Regions from separate parts of the Homo sapiens genome. Here all the other regions are linked to region 1. Evidence: chromatin loops called from intact Hi-C (ENCODE). Cell type or tissue: A673. All regions are shown on one strand. Each heading gives the region's core, and the rest is flanking DNA. Links, peaks and the distances in the headings are about the cores only. Region 1 overlaps GOSR2 (golgi SNAP receptor complex member 2). Region 2 has its middle 8.3 kb from the start of WNT9B. Region 3 overlaps LOC101927060 (a long non-coding RNA gene).

Region 1 (7,128 bases), core at 2,290-4,789:
TTTTGATGTTGCCTTCTTTTTATAGTATAAAATATTCTAATTTTAAGTATTTTTGTTGAGATATAATTTACAGACAGTAAGGTATACAGATCATATTTTTACAATTCAGTGAATTTGGGCAATTGTATCAGCCTTTGTAACTCACACTCCCATCAAGGCCCGGACCATTTCACCTCTGAAAGATCCCTCGTACCCCTTCCCAGTCAGTTGACCCCTCTGCCCCAGGCAGCCACTGTTGTGATTTATTTCACCATAGATGAGGTTTTCTTGTTATTGAACTTCATATAAAGGTATTCATGCTACTCTTTTCTATGTGGCTTCTTCCTCCCAGTATGTTTCCAAGGTTCATTCATATTGTTACCTATTTAATTCCATGTTGGTAGTCAGGTACTTTTTATTGCAAAGCAGTATTCCATTGGTACAGGTTTACCATAGTTTGTTCATTCATCTTGTGATTAGTGACACCATTGTTTTCAGTATGTATTTATTTATGTATTTTTTGAGACAGGGCCTCCTTCTGCCACCCAGGCTGGAGTGCAGTGGTGTGATCTTGGCTTACTGCAGCCTCGAACTCCTGGGCTCAAGTGGTTCTGTCACCTTAGCCTCGCAAGTAGCTAGAACCACAGGTGCACACCACCACACCTGGCTAATTTTTTTTTGTAGAGAAGGGGTCTTCACTACGTGCCCAGGCTGATCTCGAAATCCTGGCCTCAAGTAATCCTCCCACCCACCCCTCCCAGAGTGCTGGGATTACAGGGATGAGTCCCTGCGCCTGGCCTGTTTGCAGTTTTTAGATATTCTCCTGTGTTTTTTTCTAGAAGCTTTAATTGTGGCTTTAGCTTTTATGTTTAATTCTATGAACCATCTCAAATTAATTTTTATGTATAATGTGAATTGAGGTTCAATTTTTACACACATATCTGTAAGAGAGATACATATATATAAAATACATACCTGTGATATTATATAGTCAGTCGTTCCAGCACCATTTGTGGAAAAGACTTTTCTTTCCACTTAGCGTTGCTCTGGTACCTTGATCAAAAATCAGTCGACGACATGAGAGTGGCTCTATTTCTGGCTGATATTGCTTTCTGTGTATTCTGGGCATGACCAAGAGAATGTCTGTTGGCAAAGCTCCATCTCCTGATGCCATTCACCCACTCTTGGTAAAGCGACTTGATGTTTGTTTTTTTTTCTGTTCTCTTCTGCCCCAGGGGACTCAGAAGAAGATCCTTGACATTGCCAACATGCTGGGCTTGTCCAACACAGTGATGCGGCTCATCGAGAAGCGGGCTTTCCAGGACAAGTACTTTATGATAGGTGGGATGCTGCTGACCTGTGTGGTCATGTTCCTCGTGGTGCAGTACCTGACATGAGCCAGCCACGCTCAGTGGCTGAACAGCATTCCCACAGCCTGCAAGTGTGTGTGTGTGTGAAAGAGAGAGGGGGGCCCAGAGGCCGCCTTTTGAAATGTTTGCCTGTCTGAACTGTGAAGACACTTGGGAGTGATTGTGGTCTAATTTCCAACCTGCTCTGTTTTCTGTGACATCTTGGAGGGGGAGCTAGTGCCACCACCATGCGCGGTGCTTAGGAAATGAAAGAAGTCCCGGGTCTGTCTCTCTCACTCTCGCTCTCACTGGGGGAGGGAAAGAATGGCTTTGGTGGCTTTGTTCACATAGCTGATGCGTGCCCTGGGAAGGTGTCCACAGTGAGCCCTGTGTGCAGGACTGTCCACACGGTTCACACCTTGTCACCATCAGGCCTTTCTGGCTCCTGATAGGGTGGAGCAAAAGTGGAAAGGAAAGGAAAGAGGCCTTTTCTCACAGCCATTATATTAAATAGTAGGTCGATTCACATCCTCGTGCTCCTGGCCACCCTCCCCTGTGCCTCAGTGACATGTAGATGACTGACTGCCAATACTTGTCACCATTCCCTGGAAGCAGCTACCTAGGGGAAACAAGATGTAGTGCTATTGCCGATAACAAGTAAGATTTTCCACACTACAGCTGGGTGTTTCTCTTTTCTAAAGTGAGGCCAGTGTTATTTCCCGGGAGTGTTCAGTCTTGACCCTAGTCACTGATTTTTTCTAGTTGTTAATAGAGTGGTTGGCTTTTAAGGTTCAGAGACTGTGGCTTGGCACCTGCGCCCAGGCTTTGTGGGCCTTTGCCCCTTAGAAAGTAGCTGTAGGCAAAGATTTGTGATTTTCCAATTACAGTCTCAGCTCTAGTTTTAGTATCTCTAATTCTTTGGTTCCCTTCTCTTCCCTGAAATATATTAGCACCTGCCAGCCAGGCCCTCATTTTGCCCAGCCAGTGTGGGCAGATCCCACCGTGGAGACATCTGTAGTGTGTATGTCCTTGTAACACTCTGTTTTCAGGGACTACAACCTTTTTCCTTCTGTGACCAGCCCCGGATTCAGGCTGTACTAATACCAGGTATATTGTGGAATTTAGTATAAAGGCCAATCTGTCCTGAAGTCCATCTAATGTGGTGAATCACTGAAAGTCTCAGAAAGACCTGGTTAGTGTATGTTCTCATTTACCACAGGCCTACCAGCCCTGGGCACAGCAGCTTCATGGCAAGACATAAAATGACACTCAAAATCCTTCAGATCTGGAAACCGGCTCAGTATTAACCCTACCTTTGGTTGTCCTGCCCTACCTGCTCTGTTAGTTTCTTGTTGCTTGAACTGTCTTCTGTCTTATTTCCCTTCCTTTCTGTGTTCCTCTTCACCTCTCTTGTTCCCCTCCCCGCTGCTCTGTAGTCATGTTGGTCCTTTCAGGCACCTCTGTGGCATAGCTCCCCTTTGGTAAGTTTTCTTAATTGTCATAGATTAACTGAGTTTCCTGGATGCTAATTTCACACTTTCGGTTGGAGGAGATCTCCATTGTTCCTACCCCTCCGGGCCAAATGGGCCCCAGGTTTCCAAGGAAGGAGCAATCTGTGACTCCTAAAATGGGTTGGGGCCCTGCCAGAGTTAAAGCAGTGACTGGAGGGTGGACTGGGGGGTTGCAGCATCTTTAGACCTAGATCTGTCTAACTCTGGGGAGGCACATTGACATTTCCATTACACACAGCACTGCTGCGGTGCCAGGGACCTAGCGCAGGACTTTTGGTAATCCATAAAATGGATTCTGAGACTGCGACGGCAAGGCTGTCCTGTCCCCCAGGCACCCAAGGATCCTGCCAGACAGCACACTTTGGAGGAAGGTCTGCAGGGAGCAGCTGAGCCATTTGTTCTTGAACTCTGGGAGGCAGAAGTCCCCGCACCCATCATGCGTGGACTGATAGGACATCTTTTCGTGGTGTGCACCAGTGCTTTCCACACTTGACAGTGGTTGGCTTTGATGAACCCTCATGCTGCACCTTCAGAGCCAGTCCTCTAGTTTGGAATAAAAATTGCAGAGGTGGTTTTTGGGTCTTTACCACCTGCGGCTGGTGGACAGCAGCCAGTGTGTCTGGACACCCAGGGGCATTGAGACTGCATGTTGTCACATGACCACTTCTCTTCACACATCTGCTTTCAGTGCCTGGTGAAAAATAGACCTTGGCCTAACAGTGTGACTCTCTCCACCGCCTCAGTGTAGGGAAGGGTCCAGGCCAGGGAAGGAGCACCCTCTAGTGGAGGCGGGGGTGAATTCTTAGGTCGAGCTGATGCAAGAAACTCCGGTAGCCAGCCTCTGTGACCTTGTACATGAGTTTGGTGTGCCTATTGTGATTTAAAACAGGTGGGTTATCAAGAGGAACTTGAGATCTCTTTATTACATGGACATTTACTTCAGGGGGACCACTGTAAGAAAAGCCAAACTCCAAGACCAAGTAAGTTAGAGGAGTCTTGATTTTTTAGACTTCACTGCGGAGTTCTGTACACCCTTTGCCCTGATGAATTTGAATGGGTTTGATTTGCAAATTTGGATTTACACCCATTGTTTTGGAAGCACATCAGCTGAATAAAGTTGAGGTTTATTTTATTTAGAAAATCACATTTTGTAAAAGAATTCGATATTCATTTTTATAACTAATGGCCCCCTTTTTTTATGTTTCTAGGCCAGAGATTCTCAAACACTGCTCCATGGCCAGGGGCTGGGCTGGCTGCTTCAGAAGCAGTGGGGAAGCTTTTTAAAATTACATATTCCTGGGGCCTACCCCAGATCTGAATTAGAACCTTTTTTAAATCTCTAAGGTGATTTTATTTTATTTTTTATTTTTGAGACAGTCTCGCTCTGTCACCCAGGCTGGAGTGCAGTGGCGCAATCTTGGCTCACTGCATCCTCTGCCTCCTGGGTTCAGGTGATCCTCATACCTCAGCCTCCTGAGTAGCTGGAACTACAAGTGTGTGCCACCATGTCTGGCTAATTTTTTTTTTTTTTTTGTATTTTTTAGTAGAGACAGGGTTTTACTATGTTGACCAGATTGGTCTTAAACTCCTGGCCTCAAGTGATCTGCCTGCTTCGGCCTCCCAAAGTTCTAGGGTTACAGGTGTTAGCCACTGTACCTGGCCTCTAAGGTGATTCTGATGTGTGTATTTTGGAACCACTGTCTCCTAGACAGAAAGCTTCTGTCTCAAAGATGATCACATTGGTGTAAAGAGCAAAACTTGTTAAGTCCAAAATAAATTCTTACTGTTTATATCCTACCTTAGTCCAAAAAAGATTTGAGGAGACTTTGAGGAAATAACTGAAACAGATACAAAGAAGTGAGGCACAAGAACAAATCAAGTCAGTGTAGAATGTCGACATCAGGACAAGGAACTCAAACGTTGTAACACCCTAAGAAATGTTTGGGGAACCCTAATTTGACTTTCAGCTCCAGTAGCCAAAGCAAAGAAAGAAACGTCATCTGTTACTGTCTCAACCGGGGGGTGACATTTTCTCAAGGGAAAGCCTAGGCCCTTCATAAACAGCTTGCCTGTAGGCCTCACGGAGGTCAGACAGGGATTTTCCTGGCTCCATCCCTGCCAATCTGAAACCCTCTCACTTATGTTCTCCATCATTTATCCTCATTATGCAGACAAGGGGCTGAGCTGTGGTGACTGTGAAGGCCTCACAGGAGTCCGAGAGGAGCTGGCCCCTCATCCAGCTTGGAACCATGGGCCCACTTAATCTCCCACACTTCTCGTGGGGTGCTCTGCTGGGGTCTGGGGGGATTGAGAGGTGTGCAGGGGACTGAGATGGTGCAGCCTGCTGGCATGGACTATAGAGCTATAAGGTGTTTGCTGCAGACCCTTCAGATAGTATAGGGCAAGTTCCCTGTTGGGAAATAATTTCCTAACTGGAAGGGGAGGGAATCTGAAGTGAAAGCTGTCCTCAGGCCTTGCCCCTAGGGGGCGGCATAGCCCTATCTGTGGCTAGTGGGCCCTGAACACACTGCCTTAGGCCTGCTGTACTTAGAAGCTGAGAAAGGAAAGTGTCATTCCTTCCCCATTTTCTGTGTCCTTTTCATTTCATATGGAAGGCACATGGGAGAGGAGTGTTCAGGGGTGCTGGGCCCCCAAGTGCTGTTGGTAAGTTCCCCACCATGGAGCCTCTGTGAGCCATCCCTCCCCGCCTCATCCCCATGTCCCTCTAGTACAGGGTTCCCAACCTTGGCTCTGCATTGGAATTCCCTCGGGAGCTTTAAAAACCCATGTGTGGGTCTTCCATTCACCCTCTTATTAATTGGCCTGGAGTGCAGCCGGGGCATTGGGAGTTGCCCAAGGCGATTGTAATGCCCAGGGGTAGGGAGCCGATGGCTCTAATACAAGAACATCAACCCAAGGCTAGCCCGTCCCCCATGCACTTCCCCTGGCCGCACCGTGGGAACCACTTGCAGAGACCAACTAGGGGCAGGGATGGAAGCCTGATTCTCCCTCTGGATCAGAAGGAGCCAGATCCCTTGTGGCCATTGGGTGCCCCTCATTAACTGACACCTCTCTGCTGAGTAAAGCACCTTGATGTGACAGGCCAGCTCTTCGCTGCCCCTGCAGTGCAGCCCCCAGCCCTCCCCACCACCCCTGCCTGGTGTTCCGTCCTCCCTGGACTGCTTGGTCTTCTCAGAACATGCCACACACTCAGTACAGCTGCACCTTTGCACAAGATGTTTCCTCTCAGATGTGCCACAAACACCCCCACAATCCCATGAAACCTCCAAGAAGCCTGCCCCTCCCCTCCAAACAACCTCATACTGCACGCTTCCTGCGGAATGGGAGTTGCTCCTCACCGCAGGGGCCTTTGTGCATCCCGGGCACGTAGTAGGCGCAGGCGCCATCGGGTAAGCGGCTGCAGGAGAGCACTTGAGCCCATCCCCCATGCAGGGCCAGCAAAGCTGTTGCAGCCAGGCCAGGAGGAAGCCAGAAGGTTCAAGGCCACTGATGCTACGAGCCATGTGCTCACAGGGCCTCAACAACAGCAATGACTGCAGTAAAAGAGGAGAGGCATGGGGCCCCGTGAGGGAAACTGTCACTCAGGACTGGGGAGAGAGAAGTAGAGTGACCAACTTGTCTGGGTTTTAAAGCTGAAAGTCCTGAATCCTGGCGATCCCTCGGTCTGATGGTCACCCTAGATAAGCTAAAGGCTAGGACAGGCGTGACTAATGCAGGGTATCTAGGAAGAGGGGGCTCTCGGAGGCTGACTCCTGGCTTAGCAATTCCATTAGTGTGGTTCCACTGGCCCTTCCTTCCAGGCATCTGTGACATGGTGGCTCCTGGAGAGCTGGCAGAGGCTGGGCCAGGCCCAGGAGGGAAGTATTCCAACCTCCTCAGAAGACAGTGGCTGACAGTACAAGAGGGGACATTCATCTTTATTCCGTCTTCCAGAGCCCTGGCATGTGTCCAGTGCCAGTGTTAGCTGTTTCAGGGCAGAGGGAAGGAGTTGGAGACAAGCAGCCCTCCGCAGTTTGCACTGGTTACAGCGGCCGGAGGCTGTGGTAAGAGCGCTGAGCCCAGGATGCAGAGCCTGGCTTCAAGTCCCAGCCCTGCTGGCAGCAACCACGGGCCACACACCTCTCAGCCTCAGCTTTCTAAGAATGGGGGTAACACCTGTCCCACGTCCCTTTCTGGGGTGGACATGAGGCCCGAGTCACGTAGTGCTTTTGGCAGATTCCAGAGGTCTGAGGCAGTGACCCTCAGCCTGGGCTGCTTCCTGGAGTCCC
Region 2 (2,500 bases), core at 1-2,500, 98 kb before region 1:
CATCCCTCCAGGTCCTCTCCCACCACTTGCCTTCTCACACCGCCCCTTCCCACTCTATGCTCTGGGATTAAAGGCTTGGGAAGTTGCTGGTATTTAGGTCCTTGGGCAGGCCACTTCGCCTCTCTGTGCCTCAGTTTCTTCAGGCGCAAACTGGGTTGTGTGAGGAAGAGATGAGTTATTGGTCAGGAGAGCCTTCCAGCCACAGGTGAGGTAGATATGCCGCTGCTGCACACCCCAATATCATTCCTAGGGCAGGGGCTGCTGCTCTACAACCTCAGGGTTACAGTTAGCTTTAAATCTTTATTTATTTGGTTGTTTTTTCAGACAGGGTCTCCCTCTGTCGCCCAGGCTGGAGTGCAGTGGCGCGATCACGGCTCACTGCAGCCTCAAACTCCTGGGTTCAAACCATCCTCCTGCCTCAGCCTCCCGAGTAGCTCGAACCACAGGTGCATACCACCATGCCCAGCTATTAATTTTTTTTGTAGAGATGGGATCTTGCTTTGGTGCCCAGAGCTGGTCTCGAACTCCTGGGCTCAAGTGATCCTCCCATCTCAGTCTCCCAAAGTGCTGGGATTACAGGCATGAGCCACCGTACCCTGCTTTAAACTTTTATTCAAAGTCCTTTTGTGCAAAGATAGAAATAATTCCTGGATCCTACAGAGTGCCTGGCATGATGAGTGATGCTCAAAACGTAGCTGTGGAATGATTAGTTTTTTGAAACCATCCAGACAGAAGCTATGAGAAAATCAGACAGTGCACCTCTTCTGAATCACACTGGAAGATGTCCACATTCATCTTCACATTTCTCACCACTGTTCTGTGAGGAAGGTGGACAGGGAGTGTTGTATCCATTTTATGGATGAAGAAACCGAGGTCGCAGAGGAAGCCAGAGACAAGATTTTAAGTTAGGACCCAGGGTTCTCTCCATGCAACCTCAGGTAAATTATCCTGTTGTTGCTAGTGACTCCTATTGGAGACATGTGGTATTGCAACCAGGCCACATTAGACACTGAAGGCACCTCATGAGGAAGAAGGTGGGCACATCCTGGGTGCCAAGCCCAGAGAGGGAGAAACTAGGGTAGATATTAATATCGGAGCTGGGGGAATGAAAATGATATTTCAGAATCAACAACAGATTGGAAAGGCTTAACTAGTTTAAAACACATTCCCTATTCTTAAGTCCCCAACACTTTTTCAACCTCCTCTCACTCCAAAGTAGAACTTAATGTAGCAAAGGTATGCTTTGTAGGGTGAACCCTTATAATTATAATGACAACCAGTGGGAAAACTTGGTTTCCTTTCAAACGTTTGTGTGACTAATTAGGAGGGACTATTCCATTCGTTAAAGTGAAGAAAGAAGGACTGAAAAAAAAAATCACTCTGCAAAATCCAGCTCAAACATTGCTGCATCTCAGTTGCCATTGTCTTAGCTACCTCTTCCCTGGAACAATGAATTGATTGTCTTCTTTCCTGGGTTCCTGCCTCATTTGGTACTTTCTTCTCTTTACTGCTGCACAGTCGTTAAATATGTGTCTTTGGTGCCAGCTCCCTGGGTTCTAATCCCGGTTCTAAGCTTACTAGCTGGCCAGTTACTTGACTTCTCTGTGCCCATTTCCTCATTTGTAAAATGCTGTGAGCATTAAATGGGTTAACAGTTTTATAGGACTTAGAACAATACCTGGTGTAATGTAAGTGCTCAATAACTAGTTTACACTTATATAGATATGTCAGAATGCTCTCTGTATTTATTTATGTGTCTTTCCCAACAAACTGTGTGCTCCTCAAGGACAAGAACTGACTTCATCATCTCCTATTCCAGGGTTTAGCACCAGATGCTTATTCAAAGTATGTTAAACTGAATATTATGTATTCATACTTTATTATTATTTTTTCTAAGACAAGGTTCTTGCTCTGTTGCAGTTCTTGCTCTGGAGTGCAGTGGTGGCATCATGGCTCATTGCAGTTGCAACTTCCCATGCTCAAGAAATCCTCCCATCTCAGCCTCCAGGGTAGCTGGGACTACAGGCATGTGCCACAATGCCTGGCTAATTTTTTTTTTCTTTTTTGTATTAGCAGGGTCTCACTGTGTTGCTGAGGCTGGTCTTGAACTCCTGGCCTCAAGCAATCCTCCTGCCTCAGTCTCCCAGAATGCTAGGATTATAGGCATGAGCCACTGTATCCAGCCTATACTTTATATAAAGTAGAAAATATGCAGTGAGGTGGAGTTAGCCACCTTTTTTTTTTTTTTTTTTTTGATAAGTTAAGCCTCAGCTTACTGCTTCCCAGAGATAAACCAAGGTTCGAGTCTCTCCTTTGTTTAAAGAAAAACATCTGGCTGGGCCACTGCAGTCCTACCATGAGTTCAGGAAAACGTGCTATGGTCCAACTGTCTACCAGTCAGGACACAGTTAATGAGCACTTCCTGTAAACTTATTTGTACCTGCAGTTCTGATAATATGACCTGGAGGAAATGGTGTGGTGGTGGCCGATTTCTAAAACT
Region 3 (7,128 bases), core at 2,203-4,702, 61 kb after region 1:
GTGCATCTTATTTGGATCTTGATTTAATCAAAATGTTAGAAAATGCTTTCTGACATAAAACAGTTGGAAATTTGAACACTTACTGAATATATAACGATATTAAAGAATAATTGTTTTAAGAAACACAGAGAGAAATAATGAGTGACCAACACTTGATAAAGAAGAACCCAGCAGCCTATCTCTTATTAGAGAAGGCTACGGGGTATGCTGGGAGTCCTAATCCCGGCTCGGCCGTGAGTGTGCTGTGTATGTAGCCTTGGCTGAGCCCCTTTCCCTGCCTAGACCTTGGTTTTCCCATTTATGAAGTGAAGGAGGGGACCCAAGGGGCGTGTTTAACTCTGGCCTGCTTTTGCTTTGTCTTGTCACGTGCAGCCATGGATCCTTTAACTCGGGGCCTGTATCAACACCACCATGCGTCCACAAGAGTATAAAATGGGCAGAAGAGTGCTTGATGGGCACAAGCCCAGAGCTGTCGGCTTCTGCAGAACCCAGAACAGGAAGGGTCACCTCCCTGAGGCACCTGACCTGGAGAACCAACTGCATAATCCCAGGTAGGCCAGGTCAAAGCCAAGGGGAAGGAGAAACTGCTGGAGGACTTCCCCCCACAAAACATGGGCACGTGTTATCTGCTCACCAGGATGCTTCGACCTTGTTCTGATGCCTGGGGACTTCTGGTGAGTTCCCTGGCCATCCATCCTGGTCTGTTCACCTTCTCAGGACTCCAGTTGAGTTGGGCTGCGTGTGACAGACCCCTGTGAGTGCAAATGAACAATGTCACTGAATTGCTGCCTCACTGGCCCCTCAATTCCTTGTTGCTGGCCTCTGCCCACCTGCACTTCAGATACTGTCATCATGGAAGAATCATCCTTAGCACAGAAACTCACACACTGTAAATGCTCCATGTGAAGAGGTGAAGAGGTGGAGAGGGAACCTCCCTCCCAGACCATCATGGATGCTTAACATTCTCTTGAAGCCTGACGAGTTTTCTCCAGAAAGCTGAACTACAATACTCACCATCTGCTACCAACACCAACGAGTTCAACACATGAACTAAGTAATCGAGAAGGACACTTCCGTTTAATTAGGTACTATAGAGCAGTAGCAAGGCCCACACGTTAGTGTCAAATCTGGATGCAAATCCTTGCACTGCCTCCTACCAGCTCTGTGACTTTGGGCGTTTCTTAACCTCTCTGCAGCTTATTTATTAAGAATGCTGTGAAGATGAGATGACGCCCTTCATACAGTGTTTGGCATCGTGCCTGACCCACCAGAAGGGCTCAATGTGTGTCCACAGTTGCTTTTTTTCTTTGAGACTGGGTGTCCCTCTCATACCCAGGATGTAGTGCAATCATAGCTTACTGCAGCCTTGAACTCCCAGGCTCAAGGGATCCTCCTGCCTAAACCTCCCGAGTAGCTGGGACTACAGGCACACGCCACCATGCCTGGCTAATTTTTGTAATTTTTTGTAGAGACGGGGTCTTGCCATATTGCCCAGGCTGGCCTTGAACTCCTGGGCTCAAGTGATCCGCCCACCTTGGCCTCCCAAAGTGTTGGGATTACAGGCGTGAGCCACCATGCCAGGCCTGTTAGGCGTTTCTTAACCTCTCTGCATTTAGTTTCTTAACCACTCTTATTTAGTAAGAGTGCTGTCAGCCTGGAACTATAGCTCACGCCTATAATCCCAGCACTTTGGGAGGCTGAGGCAGGCAGATTACTTGAGGTCAGGAGTTTGAAACCAGCCTGGCCAACATAGTGGAACCCCTTCTCTACTAAAAATATAAAAATTAGCCGGGTGTGGTGGCGTGTGTCTGTAATCCCAGCTACTCAGGAGGCTGAGGCAGGAGAATCGCTTGAACCTGGGAGGTGGAGGTTGCAGTGGGCTGAGATCACGCCACTGCACTCCAGCCTGGGCAACAGAGGAAGACTCCATCTCAAAATAAAATAAAATAAAATAAAATAAAATAAAATAAAATAAAATAAAATAAAATAAAATAAAATTAAAATAAAATAAAAAATAAAATAAAATAAAATAAAATAAAATAAAATAAAATAAAATAAAATAAAATAAAATAGTGCTGTGAAGATGAGCTGGCTCCCTGCACAGAGTGTTCGGCATCATGCCTCACACACTGTGGTGGCTCAATGTATGTTGACAATTGCTTGTTTTTTGCTTTTTTTTTTTTTTTTGAGACAGAGTCCTGCTCTGCCACCCAGGCTGGAGTGCAGTGGTTCGATCTTGGCTCGCTGCAGCCTCCACCTCCCGGGTTTCAGCGATTCTCCTGCCTCAGCCTCCCAAGTAGCTGGGGTTACAGGTGTGCGCCACCATGCCTGGCTAATTTTTGTATTTTTAGTAGGGATGGGGTTCTGCCATGTTGGTCAGGCTGGTCTCGAACTCCTGAGCTCAAGTGATCTGCCCACCTTGGCCTCCCAAAGTGCTGGATTACAAGCCTGAGCCACCGTGCCCGGCCCACGATTACTTTTTTGGGGGAAGCTTCCATTGCAGCACCCCATGGGCACTCCACCATCATGTCTCTCTACTCCTCAATTGAACCTTCTCTCCTTTCCCTCTCTCCTATAAAAATGACCCTTCAGTAGGTCATTTTCTCACTGACATGCTAACTTATGACTTGCAGCATCTGATGATACAACTTTGACCTGCTTTATAATCGTGGGTTTCAGGCAAGGTGGGAGGCCTTCCAAAGTCACCTTGAGAACCACAACTCTTTGGTGCCATCTGCAATCCTCCATATCAGCCCTGCAGATAACAGGGAACTATGGCTGCTGCCTCCCTGGAGTAGGACATTCTTTTAAAAAGATCTGGGAGCACTTTAGGAGGTTGAGGCGGGTGGATCATGAGGTCAGGAGTTTGAGACCAGCCAGACCAATGTGGTAAAACCCCGTCTCTACTAAAAATACAAAAATTAGCCGGGCGGGGTGGTGGGCACCTGTCATCCCAGTTACTTGGGAGACTGAGGCAGAAGAACCGCTTGAACCTAGGAGGTGGAGGTTGCAGTGAGCCGAGATGGTGCCACAGAACTCCAGTCTGGGCGACCTTCCTGCACTCCCGGTGTTCGGGGACCAACAAGGCGTAATAAGGAGCCAGAGACCAAGGCCCAAGTCTCAGCTCTAACTGAGTATTATGGGGGTATTAATGTCCACCTCCCAGGATAGGGAGCACAGAGCAAGGAATACTAAGTATTGAAGCCCTGAAACGCCCACTTCCTGTACCTGAGTCGCTGCTGTCCTCTAGTGGCCACTGGATAAATTGCACAGCACGCCGGCCTGAAAAAGCGGAAGTGAGAGATGCTTTTCCCCACTTCTGAATCTACCAGATGCTGGGGGGTTCTCAACCATGCTCCACTCATGACTTCCTTTTTATAAAATGTATTTTGTGTAATTACAGTAATTTTTGAACATTTTAGGCAGATTTATTGAGGTATTGACATATAATAAACTGCCTAGAGATTACAATTTGATAATATCTGAGCCTTAGTATACAGCTGAAATCATTATCACAATCAAGATAGTGAAGAAAGCCATCCTCCCAAAAAATTTCCTTGTTGCCCCTTGGTGATCCTGCTTCCTGCCCTTTCTACTTCCCTCTCACCCCCAAGCAACTACTGATCTGCTTTCTTTCTCTTCTCTTTTTTCCTTTTTTTTTTTTTTTTTTTTTTTGAGATGGAGTTTCACTCTGTCACCAGGCCGGAGTGCAGTGGTGAGATCTCGGCTCACTGCAACCTCCGCCTCCCAGGTTCAACAGATTCTCCTGCCTCAGCCTCCCGAGTAGCTGGGACTACAGGCACCTGCCACCACGCCCAGCTAATTTGTGTATTTTTAGTACAAATGTTGTATTTGTATTTGTATTTAGTACAAATGTTGGCCAGGCTGGTCTTGAACTCCTCGCCTCAAGTGATCCGCCCACCTCGGCCCCCCAAAGTGCTGGGATTACGGGTGTGAGCCACCACGCCTGGTCCTGATCTGCTTTCTGTCATCATAGGTTAGTTTATATTTTCTAGTGCTTTCTAGACACGGAATCATACAGTGTGTATTTTTTTGGTCAGGTTTCTTTCACTCACCATAATTATTTTGAGATGTATCCATGTTGCTTTGTGTGCCAATAGTTCATTACTTTTTAAATGTTTAATTGTAGTTTTTGTGGGTACATAGTAAGGGTATGTATTTCTGGAATACCTGAGATGTTTTGATACAGGAATGCAATGCATAATAATCACATCATGGAAAGTGGGGTATCCAGCCCCTCAAGCATTTATCCTTTGTGTTACAAACAATCCAATTATACACTCTTAATTATTTTTATTTTTATTTTTTTTTTTTAGTTTTTGAGACAGCGTTTCACTCTTCTTGCCCAGGCTGGAGTGCAATGGCGCTATCTTGGCTCACTGCAACCTCCGCCTCCTGGGTTCAAGCATTTCTCCTGCCTCAGCCTCCCAAGTAGTTGAGATTACAGGCACGTGCCACTAGGCCCAGCTAATTTTGTATTTTTAGTAGAGACAGGGTTTCACCAGATTGGTCAGGCTGGTCTCAAACTCCTGACCTCAGGTGATCCACCTGCCTCGGCCTCCCAAAGTGCTGGGATTACAGGCATGAGCCACCACGCCTGGCCATTAGTTATTTTTAAATATACAATTAAATTATTATTGATTATTGCCAGCCTATTGTGCTCTCTAACACTAGGTCTTATTCATTCTTTTTTTTTTGTACCCATTAACCATCCCCACCTCCCCACATTACTTTTTATTGCTGAGTTCTGTTCCATTGTATGAATGTACCACAATTTGTTATTCATTCAGAATGATAGTAATTTTAAAAATCAATATAATGCCCTAACTAGAACATACAACAGAAACTAACTCAAAGACGAGTTCTGTATAAAAGCTCAAGGAAGCTGGGTGTGATGGTTCACAACTGTAATCCTAGCACCAAGGCAAGTGGATCACTTGAGGCCAGGAGCTCGAGACCAGCCTGGGCAACAGAGCCCCCCGACCCCCCCAACTTCTACAAATATTTTTAAAAATTAGCCAGGCTTGGTGGTCCAGGTCTGTAGTCCCAGCTACTCAGGAGGCTGAGGCAGGTAGATCACTTAAGGCCGGAAGGAAATTTGAGGCTTCAGTGAGTCGTGATGGTGCCACTGCACTCCAGCCTGGACAATAGAGACTCAAAAAAAAAAAAAAAAAAAAAAGCTCAGCCATGACCACCCTGACCCTGACCACTCTGGAACATACAATGATACAGTCGGGCACTTATATACTATACATGTACTAGCTGCGAGTACAGCCAGGCAGAGGTGGGGCAGATGAGCACATCAACTACTAGCACCACTGTCCTGGACATCACACAACAGGGGGGCAGGGCTGGGCTTTGAGCCCAGGTTTGTTTGGCTCTGAAGCCCAGTGGCTGGCCACTCCATGCAGGAGGGTACAGTGCTCTGTCGCCCAATGCATGGGGACTGGTGTTGAGCAGAGAAGATGGACATGGGCAGATTTTAGCTGGATGGAAGGATGCGTTTCTCACAGGGCTGACCATTGGGGTAGCATGTTCTTTTTTTAATTACGTGGATGGCGTGTTTGGGCTGGCTCACCCTGGGATTTCTCCCATCCAGCCATGACCCAGACTCATTCACTAAGGTCTATATTTGCCTTTTTTTTTTATTATACTTTAAGTTCTAGGGTACACGTGCACAATGTGCAGGTTTGTTACATATGTATATATGTGCCATGTTGGTGTGCTGCACCTATTAACTTGTCATTTACATTAGGTATACTGCCTAATGCTTTCCCTTCCCCCTTCCTCCACCCCACAACAGGCCCCGGTGTGTGATATTCCCCTTCCTGTGTCCATGTGTTCTCGTTGTTCAATTCCCACCTATGAGTGAGAACATGCAGTGTTTGGTTTTTTGTTCTTACGATAGTTTGCTGAGAATGATGGTTTCCAGCTTCATCCATGTCCCTACAAAGGACATGAACTTATCCTTTTTTATGGCTGCATAGTATTCCATGGCGTATATGTGCCACATTTTCTTAATCCAGTCTATCATTGATAGGCATTTGGGTTGGTTCCAAGTCTTTGCTATTGTGAATAGTGCCACAATAAACATACATGTGCATGCGCCTTTATAGCAGCATGATTTATAATCCTTTGGGTATATACCCAGTAATGGGATGGCTGTGTCAAATGGTATTTCTAGTTCTAGATCCTTAAGGAATCGCCACAGTGTCTTCCACAATGGTTGAACTAGTTTACCTTTTTAAAGGTATGTTTGTATTTCACTCACTTTGCATTTCACGGTAACCCAATCCAGGGGCTTTTCCCTGGCACTTCCCACAGCACAGACATATGCTCCTTCCTTGCCTGCTGCCCTCAGGGGCCAGCAGCAGGGGTGGCACTGCACAGTCCCACTGGGGGCCTCCCTCAGGGCAGAATATAATTTTATGGAAGAAAGTGTCTAGCAATGCTTTCTTGAGACAGGGTCTTGCTCTGTCACCCAGGCTGGGGAGTGCAGTGGTGCAATCATAGGTCACTGCAGCCTTGACCTCCTGTGCTCAAGTGATCCTCCCACCTCAGCCTTCCAGGTAGCTGGAACTATAGGCACACACCACTATGCCCCGCTAATTTACTTTATTTTTTGTAGAGACAGCGTCTCACTATGTTGCCCAGGCTGGTCTTGAACTCTTGTGCTCAAGGAATCCTCTCGCCTCAACCTCCCAAAGTGTTGGGATTATAGGCGTGAGCCACTGCACCTGGCCCATAGCAATGCTTTTGAGACAACAAGATTTTAAAACCTGCTACTGTAAGACAATCAGTCATATTTACCTTCTGGGGTAATTTACCTACTGTGTTATTACTGAAGGAGTCTCTTGGTTGGTGGTAACCCCTTAGCTTCAGAGTGGCCTGTCCTTGCAAGGAAACTTTGAAGAATTTAGTCCAATATTAGTGTTACAGAGAAGGACCCAAGGTCCATAGGAAGTGGAATGTAATACACAAGTTCTCCAGTCACTTCCTAACTCTGTTTTTAACATCTCACCCCAACAGTTTCCCCTGGATCCAAGTAAATGTGTAAGTCACGCTTTTATTCTTAAGCTTTGCTTCTTCCTGTTTTCCTTGGAAATG

Evidence for each region. Peaks named below come from ENCODE experiments on the same cell type or tissue, not always from the same donor. Only the 100,000 strongest peaks of a DNase experiment are listed, where the experiment ranks them.
Region 2: it touches region 1 in a loop (8-fold over the local background); 64 of 110 quality-filtered maps call a loop at or near these places.
Region 3: it touches region 1 in a loop (12-fold over the local background); 77 of 110 quality-filtered maps call a loop at or near these places.

The regions. Positions count from the first base shown.
Region 1 is chr17:46,937,385-46,944,512 of GRCh38, forward strand. GOSR2 (golgi SNAP receptor complex member 2) reads left to right here. Exons shown (of 6, transcript NM_004287.5): 6 at 1,215-4,636. The coding sequence ends at 1,376. It also overlaps a transcript of LRRC37A2 not described here. Among named protein-coding and RNA genes, the nearest start is that of GOSR2, 18 kb to the left of the region's middle. RefSeq lists an enhancer at 5,472-6,408. In A673, for the core only: a CTCF peak has its summit at 3,634 (motif pointing left); a DNase peak (open chromatin) is centred at 3,607; H3K27ac peaks cover 588 bases.
Region 2 is chr17:46,842,072-46,844,571 of GRCh38, forward strand. It overlaps a transcript of LRRC37A2 not described here and a transcript of WNT9B not described here. Among named protein-coding and RNA genes, the nearest start is that of WNT9B, 8.3 kb to the right of the region's middle. In A673, for the core only: CTCF peaks have their summits at 84 and 987; no DNase peak of the experiment used is centred there.
Region 3 is chr17:46,998,066-47,005,193 of GRCh38, forward strand. LOC101927060 (a long non-coding RNA gene) reads right to left here. Exons shown (of 9, transcript XR_243711.6): 7 at 635-752. It also overlaps a transcript of LRRC37A2 not described here. Among named protein-coding and RNA genes, the nearest start is that of RPRML, 22 kb to the left of the region's middle. In A673, for the core only: a CTCF peak has its summit at 3,261 (motif pointing left); a DNase peak (open chromatin) is centred at 3,246.